2 separate regions of the Mus musculus genome follow, and region 1 is linked to region 2. A link is a loop called in an ENCODE intact Hi-C map of the cell type or tissue named here. Cell type or tissue: heart. All regions are shown on one strand.

What was found. Peaks named below come from ENCODE experiments on the same cell type or tissue, not always from the same donor. Only the 100,000 strongest peaks of a DNase experiment are listed, where the experiment ranks them.
Region 1: a loop joins it to region 2, with 9 times the contacts of the local background. A loop is called at or near these places in 16 of 42 quality-filtered maps.

The regions. Positions count from the first base shown.
Region 1 is chr2:163,470,164-163,475,163 of GRCm38, reverse strand. Fitm2 (fat storage-inducing transmembrane protein 2) reads left to right here and starts at 2,535. Exons shown (of 2, transcript NM_173397.4): 1 at 2,535-2,761. The coding sequence starts at 2,589. 2310001K24Rik (RIKEN cDNA 2310001K24 gene) reads right to left here and starts at 2,619. Exons shown (of 1, transcript NR_028122.1): 1 at 2,161-2,619. In heart, CTCF peaks have their summits at 2,417 (motif pointing right) and 4,167 (motif pointing right); DNase peaks (open chromatin) are centred at 2,553 and 3,863; H3K4me3 peaks cover 1,539 bases; H3K27ac peaks cover 1,094 bases.
Region 2 is chr2:163,417,164-163,422,163 of GRCm38, reverse strand. It overlaps Oser1 (oxidative stress responsive serine rich 1), which reads left to right and starts at 2,694. Exons shown (of 4, transcript NM_025699.2): 1 at 2,694-2,752. It overlaps 2900093K20Rik (RIKEN cDNA 2900093K20 gene), which reads right to left and starts at 2,393. Exons shown (of 1, transcript NR_151490.1): 1 at 1,803-2,393. In heart, a CTCF peak has its summit at 2,643; DNase peaks (open chromatin) are centred at 1,483, 2,523 and 3,123; H3K4me3 peaks cover 3,265 bases; H3K27ac peaks cover 2,372 bases.

The sequences.
Region 1 (5,000 bases), 53 kb before region 2:
TCTGTAACTCCAGTTCAGGGGCTGTGACGACCTCTTCTGGCCACTGGTATCAGGCATACACAGGATGTGTAGATGCACATAGAGGTAACACATCTATAAGAAATTTTAGGATTATGTTTTCTACTTCTCTGAAATATGACATTAAAGTTCTGATAGGAATTGTTTCGCGTCTGTTGGTTGCTTTAAATGGTAAGCACATTTCTTTTTTCTTTTTTTAATTAATTAATCAATTTATTTATTTATTTATTTATTTAATGTGTGAGTTCACTGTTGCTGTCTTCAGACACACCAGAAGAGGGCATCAGATCCCATGACAGATGCTTATGAGCCACCATGTGGTTGCTGGGACTTGAACTCAGGACCTCTGGAAGAGCAGTCAGTGCTCTTAACCACTGAGCCATCTCCCCAGCCCCAGTGTGCACATTTTAACAACATTAATTCTTCCTGTATGTGAAGATGGGGTATCTTCCCACTTATTTGTACACAAACAATGCTTCTAAATGAGTATGTATATATTAAAGACAAACAACAACAGTTGAAAATCAACAGCGGAGTGGTACTGAGGTCCCTGGCAGCAGAGCAGTAGAACTGGGTACTGGGTACTGGGTTCTCTCTCTCTCTCTCTCTCTCTTTCTCTTTCTCTCTCTCTCTCTCTCTCTCCCTCCCTCCTCCATTCCCACTCCACATTCCCAGCAAACAGTGGTTTGCTGATAAATGTGTAATATAATGAGCTCTCCTGGAGAAAATATATCAGTATATACATATATACATTTATTAAGAACTTTCTAAAATAAAAACCTCTCAGCATAAAGAGTGGTGTACATGAAAATGAAACACACAACACTTTTTTTCTTTTTTTAGAAGATTGGTCTCATGTATCTCAGGCTTGCCCTGAACTCACTGTGTGGCTGAGCCTTTACCTCTGGTGTGTTGAGATTACAGTCAGGTACTACCACACAGAGTTTATGCAGTGCGAGGCATTGAACCCAGGACTTCGTGCACACTAGTCAAGCATCCTACCAACTGAACTACAGTCCCAGCTCCCATGGCACTCCTCACTGTAAATATAACTCGCCGATGCTTACAATGTTATTGATTTTACTGGACATTTGTCTCCACGGTTCACCTGTGATTTCAGTTCAACCACACATTGACAAATGGAGTCACAGCTCAACGAAGACAGGTGATGACAGAACACAGGCCTGATTTGTAGCACTTGCCAATTTCCTTAGTGCAAATACTTCTATTGTGGCTGATTTCAAGCTTCCTGTGTGATATCACAGAAGGGAGAAGAGAGCACAGAGGTGTTCCCGGGAGGCACAATGGATACAGGTAGGCTCAGGCATAGATAAACCAGATGTGATGGGACATGCTTGTAATCCCAGCACCCAAGAGGGAGGCTGAGACAGGAAGACAACACAGGTTCAAAACCAGCCCTCTCTATAAAGTGAGTTCCAGGCCAGCCAGGGTCACGTAAGAGATCCTGTTTCAAAATAGACAAACAAGAACATAAATAATAATAGAACATAGTAAAATAATTAGAAAGTGATGGGTTTGAGTTTTCACCTTGATTTTAAAGTGCTAATCTATAAACTACAGTCACTAAGGAATAACTCATGGTTGGGAAGCCCTGACTTTGACACCTAACATTACGGGCTAGGAGCTTAGCTAAGGGACAAAACTGAGTGACTGAGTCACCAGTACCTCATGTGAGCTCTGCAAACCTTGGGAGCCCAAGATGTTCAGTCAACAACACAGTTGATTCATCCTTTTTTTTTTCAGCTGATTCATTCTTACATTTATTTACTTATCTATTTATCTGTATTTATTTATTTATTTAGTGTGTGTGTGTGTGTGAGAGAGAGAGAAAGAGAGAGAGAGAGAGCAACTTATGGGAGTTGCCTTCCACAATGTGGAGAGAGCAACTTATGGGAGTTGCCTTCCACAATGTGGATCCCAAGGACTGAATCCAGGTTATTTGGTTTGGCAACAAGTGCCCTTACTTGTCTCAAAACCCGAAGTGGCACATGACTTTAATCTCAGTACTCTGGAGGTCAAGTTTAGGGGATCTCTGAGTTCGAGGCCACCCTGGTTATACAGAATGAGTTCCAAGTCAGCCAGGTCTACTTGGAGAAACCCAGTCTGAAAACAAAACAAGTAAATAAGATTTAAATTTATTAATGACTTTGCAAAGAAATTTCATCTGAAAAACCCTATAACTGACCCAATATACGGAACTCCCAAACTAGCTCTTAAGAAAGGTGGGTCTCTTGTTTGTTTTGCAGATAAAGAAAGCGAGAATCCCATCCCACAAACATGAGGGGAGCAGGTTGCCCAGGCAAAGAGCAGCCTGCAGTGATCTCAGCCAGTAGCTTGGGGGCGATGAGTGGAAGCGGCGCAGGTAAATGCAGACCTGCACTCTGCAGAGACCCATCAAGGCCACTAGAGGGAGACACGCCCTCTAGGGGGCGGAGCTTGCAGGAAGCGCGCATGCGCCCAGAGGGGATGTGGTGGTGCCAGCTCGGGCGAAGGGTAAGACGGTGGCCGAGAAGGCTCTGGAAGGCGGACGGTAGCCGAGAAGGACCGGCATGGAGCACCTGGAGCGCTGCGCGTGGTTTCTCCGCGGGACGCTGGTGAGGGCGACGGTGCGGCGCCACCTGCCCTGGGCGCTGGTGGCCGCCATGCTGGCGGGCTCGGTCGTCAAGGAGCTGTCCCCGCTGCCCGAGAGCTACCTCAGCAACAAGCGCAACGTCCTCAACGTGTGAGTGCATCGGGCTCCGGGCCCCCGCGCCCCAAGAAGCCAGTTGGATGCTGGGGCAGGCGAGTCATCGGGAGGGAGCCCTGTCTTGACAGGCGCGTCCGCGCGCGTGTCGCGACACTGGGACCCTGGGAAAGCAAGTGACATTCGCGCCTAGTATGTGAGCATTCCGATAGGAGGATCGAGTCGGTGACGGGTGGGTTATAAGTGACAGTGGGTACATTGGAGCGGCTATTCCCCCGCCCCCAGAGTTAGGCGCTTGCCCCTGTCCTGTTCAGGGAGATGTCACCTTCCTCTTGCCGGCTAGTCAGACACCCCTCTCTTAACCACTGTGGCAAAAATCCCACCGTTGACTTAAAGAACCACCTCTAGACCCACCCACCACCCCAAGAGCTTTTGCCATCCCTGCCCCATGTTAGTAGAAGCAAGCGTGAAACCTTTCACTCTGGTGACCTTTCTCCTGGATCTCCTTGGACTTTCTCAGTACTCTAAAGTGCATGGCAGTCACCCAGGAAAACAACCCCAGCCGATCTCGTTGGGACATCTCTCAAACTCCACTTATTTCTTTCCTAGTCCTTTAGAAACACTTACATCGTAAGTTTATTGCACAACACTCCGTTGGAGCTAGACAGGGAGTTTGGAAGATGAAATTGCTCCATCCATGTGAGCTTAATGCTTCAGACTAGTGAGTGTCTCCAGCTTGTGGACAATCTGCCTCTCTTGTTAATCTACTTCAAACCCGGTTTTCTCTTTTGGGCAACTGAGTCAGGTTTCTGACAGACCTTGGTTTTAACGAGGCTTTCCTTGTCAAGCCTGTGAAGGTTTTAGTAATGGGCCCTTTGGTGGCGTCTGAGAAACTACTGGAACCTAGGGAAGAAGAGCCCTGTCCTTGGCCCACCTTCATCCTTCCCCACTCGTAGTGGCTGGTCTAAGAATAGAGTGTAAGGGTGGTAGTTGTTCCAGATCTCTTTGGTGGGTGTTTTCTGCCCAGATCTCCAGGTCAGCCACCTTTCATGAGCTCAGAGGAGGCAGACATGGCAGATGTTGCTGTATCTGGCCTAATGAACCAGGAGCCCAGCAGCCTGGCACGCCAATTGTTTAGGGGTAGCCATGGATTCTAATGTTTTGTTCCAAGACATGATGCTGATTAATGGGAGGGAACTGGCAGTGACTCACTGGATCTGGAAGAGATTTTAAAAACGGTTTGGTGCCTTTGGCTTTTCTAGCTGAGGGAACTGAGGCCTGAAGATAAATAAGAGTCAGAATCAGGATTCAAACCATGGTCTTGTAGCTTGAACTAAAGCTTGCTCGCTTTCTTTCTTTCTTTTTTTCTTTCTTTCTTCTTTTCTTTCTTTTAAAGATTTATTTAATGTATATGAGTACGTTATAGCTGTCTTCAGACACACCAGAAGAGGGCATCAGATTCCATGACAGATGGTTATGAGCCACCATGTGGTTGTGGGAATTGAACTCAGGACCTCTGGAAGAGCAGTCAGTGCTCTTAACTGCTGAGCTATCTCTCCAGCCGGTAAAGCTCTTCCTTATAAGACTTACCAGCTTTGTAGAATAGAACACTAGTGTGGTCGAACAGACATGAACTTTGGGGCTGTGTAAAGTGTGGCTCAATCTGTTTGCCGTTGTGTATGTGGCCTTGGCAAAGTTCAGTTTTCTGAGCCCCCAGAGCTATCTGTGAAATGGATCAAATGAAGGCCGGCCATACAAACTCAATTGATAGAGTGCTTTCGTAGCATGCACACAGGTTTGAACCCCAACACCACATAGAACTGGATGTGGTGCCTATAATGGCACTACTTGAGAGGTGGAGGCAGGAGGGTCAGAGTTCAAGACTATCCTCAGTTGCATAGGCAGTGTGAGACAGCCTGGGCTATACTTAGAAAAAAAAAAAAAGACCGACCCCTTCCTCCTCAGCTAATTGTGAATGTGTGCGAACACACCTGACATTTGATAGACGCTCAGCGACTGCTTTCCTGAGAAAGTAACCTAACTGGAAAATTTCAGATCCTGGATTTGAACTTCAATCTTACCACTATGACCTCCACTTTGGCGTGATATTATCTATATGGCTCAGTGTCACAGAGATACGGACTAACTGGTTTCAGTACTTAGGGAATAAAGGCTGTGTAAGCATGTATTAAGGAATAAAAGAGGGTATAGCTGTTTGGATGGACAGCTTCGGTGCGTTTTAAATAACTTCCCTTGGGAACATGATGACACTGTTTCC
Region 2 (5,000 bases):
ATAACTCTTTTTAAAAAAAGGCGACAGAGGATTTTAAAGGAAAAATGAAACAGTAAAAAAGAAATTAGGAGTGAAGGAGACTGCTGGAGTAGTCATGGAGACTCACCTGGGGAAAGGGTATGAGCAGAGACCTGAATGAAGAGGTGAGCTGTGGAGAAACAGTGTTCTAGTAGAGAACACAGCAAACCTGGGAAGTGTCTGGTAGTCAAGGCCACACAAGCAGAGGCTGCTGGAACCGAGACCCGGACCTAGGCAGATAACTTCAAGCTGACAGTGCTGTGGTCTGGCAGTGAGATGAGCGTCAGGTGTTAGAATGTGGAGGTTAAGAACAGTAACAGTCAGGAGGGAGATGGAGCCAGATTGCGTCTTCCTTTCCAGGCACCTCTTGGGTATGAAGTCATAGTCTCAGAAAGTGCCTAACTTTATGGAGGTGTGTTAACACAAAAAAGCTCCTTTTACTTTTTAGTACTTAATGTTTAAAATATGCATTGGTCATGGTGTCTGTTCACAGCAATAAACACCTAAGATGACAACTATCTGTAGAATGTGTAAAATCACAGGAATATTATGTTTGAAGATAGTAGAGTTATTACTGTTACTAGCATCTGTTACAACTGTTGTTAGCCATCAGAGAATTACAACAGGATTATTTTTTCACTGTGGGCCAGTTACTGTACAGAGAATTTGAAGGTTTTATTCAGGACCCATCACAAGCTTTATGTTCAACAGCCCTACACAGGTGCTTCTTAGCTTAGGAAAGGGTCACATCCTATTCAGCACATCACAAGTGGAAGCATCCTTAGTCTAAAACACACTTAATACAACACAGGGCACTAGGAACATCAGCTTGCCCTTGTGATCCTGTGGCTGAATGGGAAGATGCAGCAGCCCCTTCTGCGGGCCAGCATCCCCAAACTTATCACAGGGTGTATTTTAGCTTGAAAAACAAACAAACAAAAAAAAAAACAAAAAAACCGGGGCTGGCAACATGGCTCAGCGGTTAAGAGCACTGACTGCTCTTCCAAAGGTCCTGAGTTCAAATCCCAGCAACCACATGGTGGCTCACACCATGTGAGAGGGTGAGATCTGACACCCTCTTCTGGTGCATCTGAAGACAGCTACAGTGTACTAATGAATAATAATAAATAAATCTTAAAAAAAATTCAAAATCTGATGAAGTTCCCATCGAATGCAAAAGGCTTTCCCATGATTGCATTATAGAGCAGGATCAGGAAAAACAAAAAACAAACAAACAAACAAAAATAAGCAAGCAAGCCAAAGCCAAGCCAGCTGTCTGGAGACGGGGCTGTCTGTCCAGTGAAGTGTAGATTCCATTCTCTGTGGGTTGACTCTAGTTAAGCTGGACATGGCTATCCTCTCTAGCATCCACTTCTAGAAGAGGCCAGCTTGGGTTCAGGGGAAAACCCACTCTAAGGTTTAGGTGCCAGAACCAACTCTATTGAGGAAAATCGTCTTTCCACACAAGGGTCTGAAGTGGAACTCCAGAGTGGCAGGCGATGGGGAAACGTTTAAAATAGAACAGGCCCTGACAATGGCGGTAGGGGGAGGTCTTTCATAGCTCACCCTTGCCATATGGGTAACTTGTCAGATCACTAAAAACCAGAGACTAGCCGGGCAGTGGTGGTGCACGCCTTTAATCCCAGCACTTGGGAGGCAGAGGCAGGCGGTTCGAGGCCAGCCTGGTCTACAGAGTGAGTTCAAGGACAGCCAGGGCTACACAGAGAAACCTTGTCTCGAAAAAACCAAACAACAAAAAACAAAAAAAGCCAGAGACTGGTAAATTGCTTAATACCTTCTTGCAGAATTTAATATGTACGTGCATTACCCTGTATTTCCCACTTGATGCTCCCAAACCATCCTTGGAAAAACAAAAGCAAAATGCCTTCGCTGAAACCGTTTAATTTCCAGACGTTCAATTATCAAGAGATACTTCAAAATGAAGGCACGGGAGCCCGAGGCAGGGGAATCAACGCGATTTTCAGGCTGGTCTAACAAATGAGATCCTGCTTTTTTTTTTTTTTTTAAAGCAAAAACCACAAAACCTAAATAATTTCCATTCCAATTCCGGGCAGCATCCACCGCCTGGGCCTCGTCCAATTAATACCTTCTTGGCTTCTCTGCGGACCCAAAGAGACGACCCACGGCGAGGGTTGTGGACCGAGTGCAAGCGCCCTTGGTTGCATGTAAGAAACTCCGCCAAGCATTCCCGGAGGCATCAGCTGGCGCAAATACTCCCGCAGCCCACCGAATCCCGTTGGCTTGGGGACTTCAAGAGGACAAGAAGGAAGCAGGCTATGCCAGGGGAGCGGCAGCGGCTCGATAGCTGCAAGGCAAGCCGCCGCCTCACGTGACAGCGAAGAGGAAGTAGGCACGCCCAAAAGCCTGCCGGGAGCGAACCCAAGCCAGGGGGCGGAGGGAGCGAAAAGAATAACAGGAAATGACTTAAGACGCACGTGCTTCGGAGAGGGGTTGGAGCTGGGGCTTCGAGAGGCCGGGCTACCGCCGTACGCCTGCGTAGTTGCGGCGGGCCGAGCTGCCGAGTCACCGAGGTGGGAGGAGCGTGAACGGTGGGCAGGGCGCGAGCCGAGGTTGCGCAGGCGCAGTACAACTCTAGAGGCGCGGGCCACCCTATCGGTGGGGTTTGGATCCGGGTCAGACAGACGCGGCGGACGCGGAGAGACGCTCGGAGCCGACGGGGCCGGATTCCCGGGAGCGCCCCAGCTGCGAGGAGGTGAGTGGCCGGACGGGACGAGGAGGGCCGGGGACGTCGTGTCCGCCAGGCCTCCCACCCGCGGGAGGCGGAGTCCGGCCCTCCCGTCTGGTCGCGGCGTTTCCCTGCGCCGACTGCCCGGCCCGGCCCTCGGCTGCCGCGGCCTGGAGTGCCAAGTTGCGCGGCCTTCGCTTCCCGCCTTCCTGCGTTCCCGCGGTGTCCGGGCCGCGCCGGCCACAGCTTCCCCTTTCGCTCTCCTTGCCGCCCTTTGCCCCTTCCCGCCTTTTCCCGCCCTGCGAGTCGCACTCCTCTCCGCTTGCGTCCTGCGGCTTCTGCGCCGCAGCTTCACTCCTGCCTCCTCTCGGAGTCCGTGGTTGGCCGGGGCGGACAGGGTAAAAGCCGAGACAGCTCCCCGCTTGGGTGTCCCCGGGTTCTGACCTTTTCCCAGCCGACTCCGCTTAACCGTGATAGGCAGAAAGGAACGAACGTGTCGCTTTGCCTGTAGTCCTGTGATTTTGAGGGGTTGAGTGGGTGTGCCCAGAGAGGTGTGGATGTGTTCTCGTCCTAGGGACAGATTGATTCTATCCGGGCCGTTCTGGATAGGGTTGGTTAGTTTGTTGTTGTTGTTTTTCCTTTTCGGGACTCTGTAACTTTGAGAGGTTTGGGGAGATTTCTCCGCTTTAACTTTGTGAGGACGCGTGCAGATCTCATTTTCGTGCTGCTGAAAATGAGAAGTTCGACCGGAAACTTAAGGAGAGCTTAGTTTAAAGCTTCAGAGGTGTAAGCAAGACACTGCACACGGTATTGGTGGAAAGAAACTGGGATGTGATTTGACTTAAAACCACGAAAAGTAACTTCTTATGGGCCTTTTGCAAGTCTGAGGTCTTTGGGCATTCTTTGGAAGTAAGAGCAGTGAAGGGGTAATAGGAGAATTTCCCACAATGTAATGTAAATGAAGATAGGCAATCCACTCACCTGTTGTATAAAGCTGTTGGGTTGATGCTTCCATAATGGAAAGCTAGGAACTGGGAGGAGCATAACAACCCATTTGTAATTGCAAGCATGCTCTGATCTAGCCCCCTAGGTTAAGCCTAGGATACTCTTGCTCTGGCTTAAAGTAATTGAAGAAAAACATGAGCAGTCACAGTGGTGGACGTTTGAAAACAAGTTAGGCGATACTTTATTCTCAGAGTTTTTGGTTTGCAGCCAGATTTTTATTTTGGGCTGTTGGGGTTTTTAATGATATATCTGGGAGTGTCTCAACAAGAATGCTAAGTTTGTATTAACATCTAGGGTGGTCACCTGCCATACTATTAAGTCAGCACTGTGTAATTAGAAGTTGTGAGGCTTAGCTGGGAGGCTTCCTAGCCAAGTGTGAGTCCTGGAGGGTAGGAGTGAGATGCCCTCCCTACTGAAATGGGGTTCCTGGGACCCCTGTATTCAGTTCAGCCTCTGTTGTGGCATCCAAGGTAGAACTAGGAATCCTAGAAGTACTTGTGAAAGGAGTGGATCTCTGCCTGTGATGTTTACCAGTGTCCATGTGGCTTGGAGTGTACTTAAATGTTGACTGATTGCCACACAAGTCAGATTGAGAGAACTACTATAAACCTCACTATTAATTTTTTTTACTTGTATTATGTGTATGAGAGTGTTTTATATGAAGGGCAGAGTGCAACTTGGGAAGTTGTTTCCTCCTGTTACTCAAGTTCTAGGAAACAAGCTCAGGTGCTCAGGCTTAGTAGCCATTCACCCTTACTCTTTGAGCCATCTTTTCAGTCCTTACAAATTCAGCTTTCATGGAGTTGTGGTAGCAAAAAGAAATTGTTTACAGCCTGTGATAGATCTTTGGAGATGTGGGAGCTCCAGACACACCAGAACTTAACCTCTGCTTAGTATATAGAATATTGTGTGTTTGGAGGACTCCTACTCCTGTGAAGAATTAGATGAGTGAAACTTAGTCATGTGGATGAGGTTTCCTTGTGTTTGACCTGGTTAAATAAACCACGTGGGCTTGTTGTCTTCTGATATTGAAGTGAAACCTAGCTAAATTCTTTTTTTTTTTTTTTTTTTCTCTTCAAGACAGGGTTTCTCTGTGTAGCCCTGGCTGTCCTGGAACTCACTCTGTAGACCAGGTTGGCCTGAACTCAGAAATCCGCCTGCCTCTGCCTCCCAAGTGCTGCGATTATAGCCGTGCGCCACCACGCCTTGCTGGCTAAGTTCTTTTGCCGGTGAACATACACACAAATGTCAAACATTGTGACATCTTGAC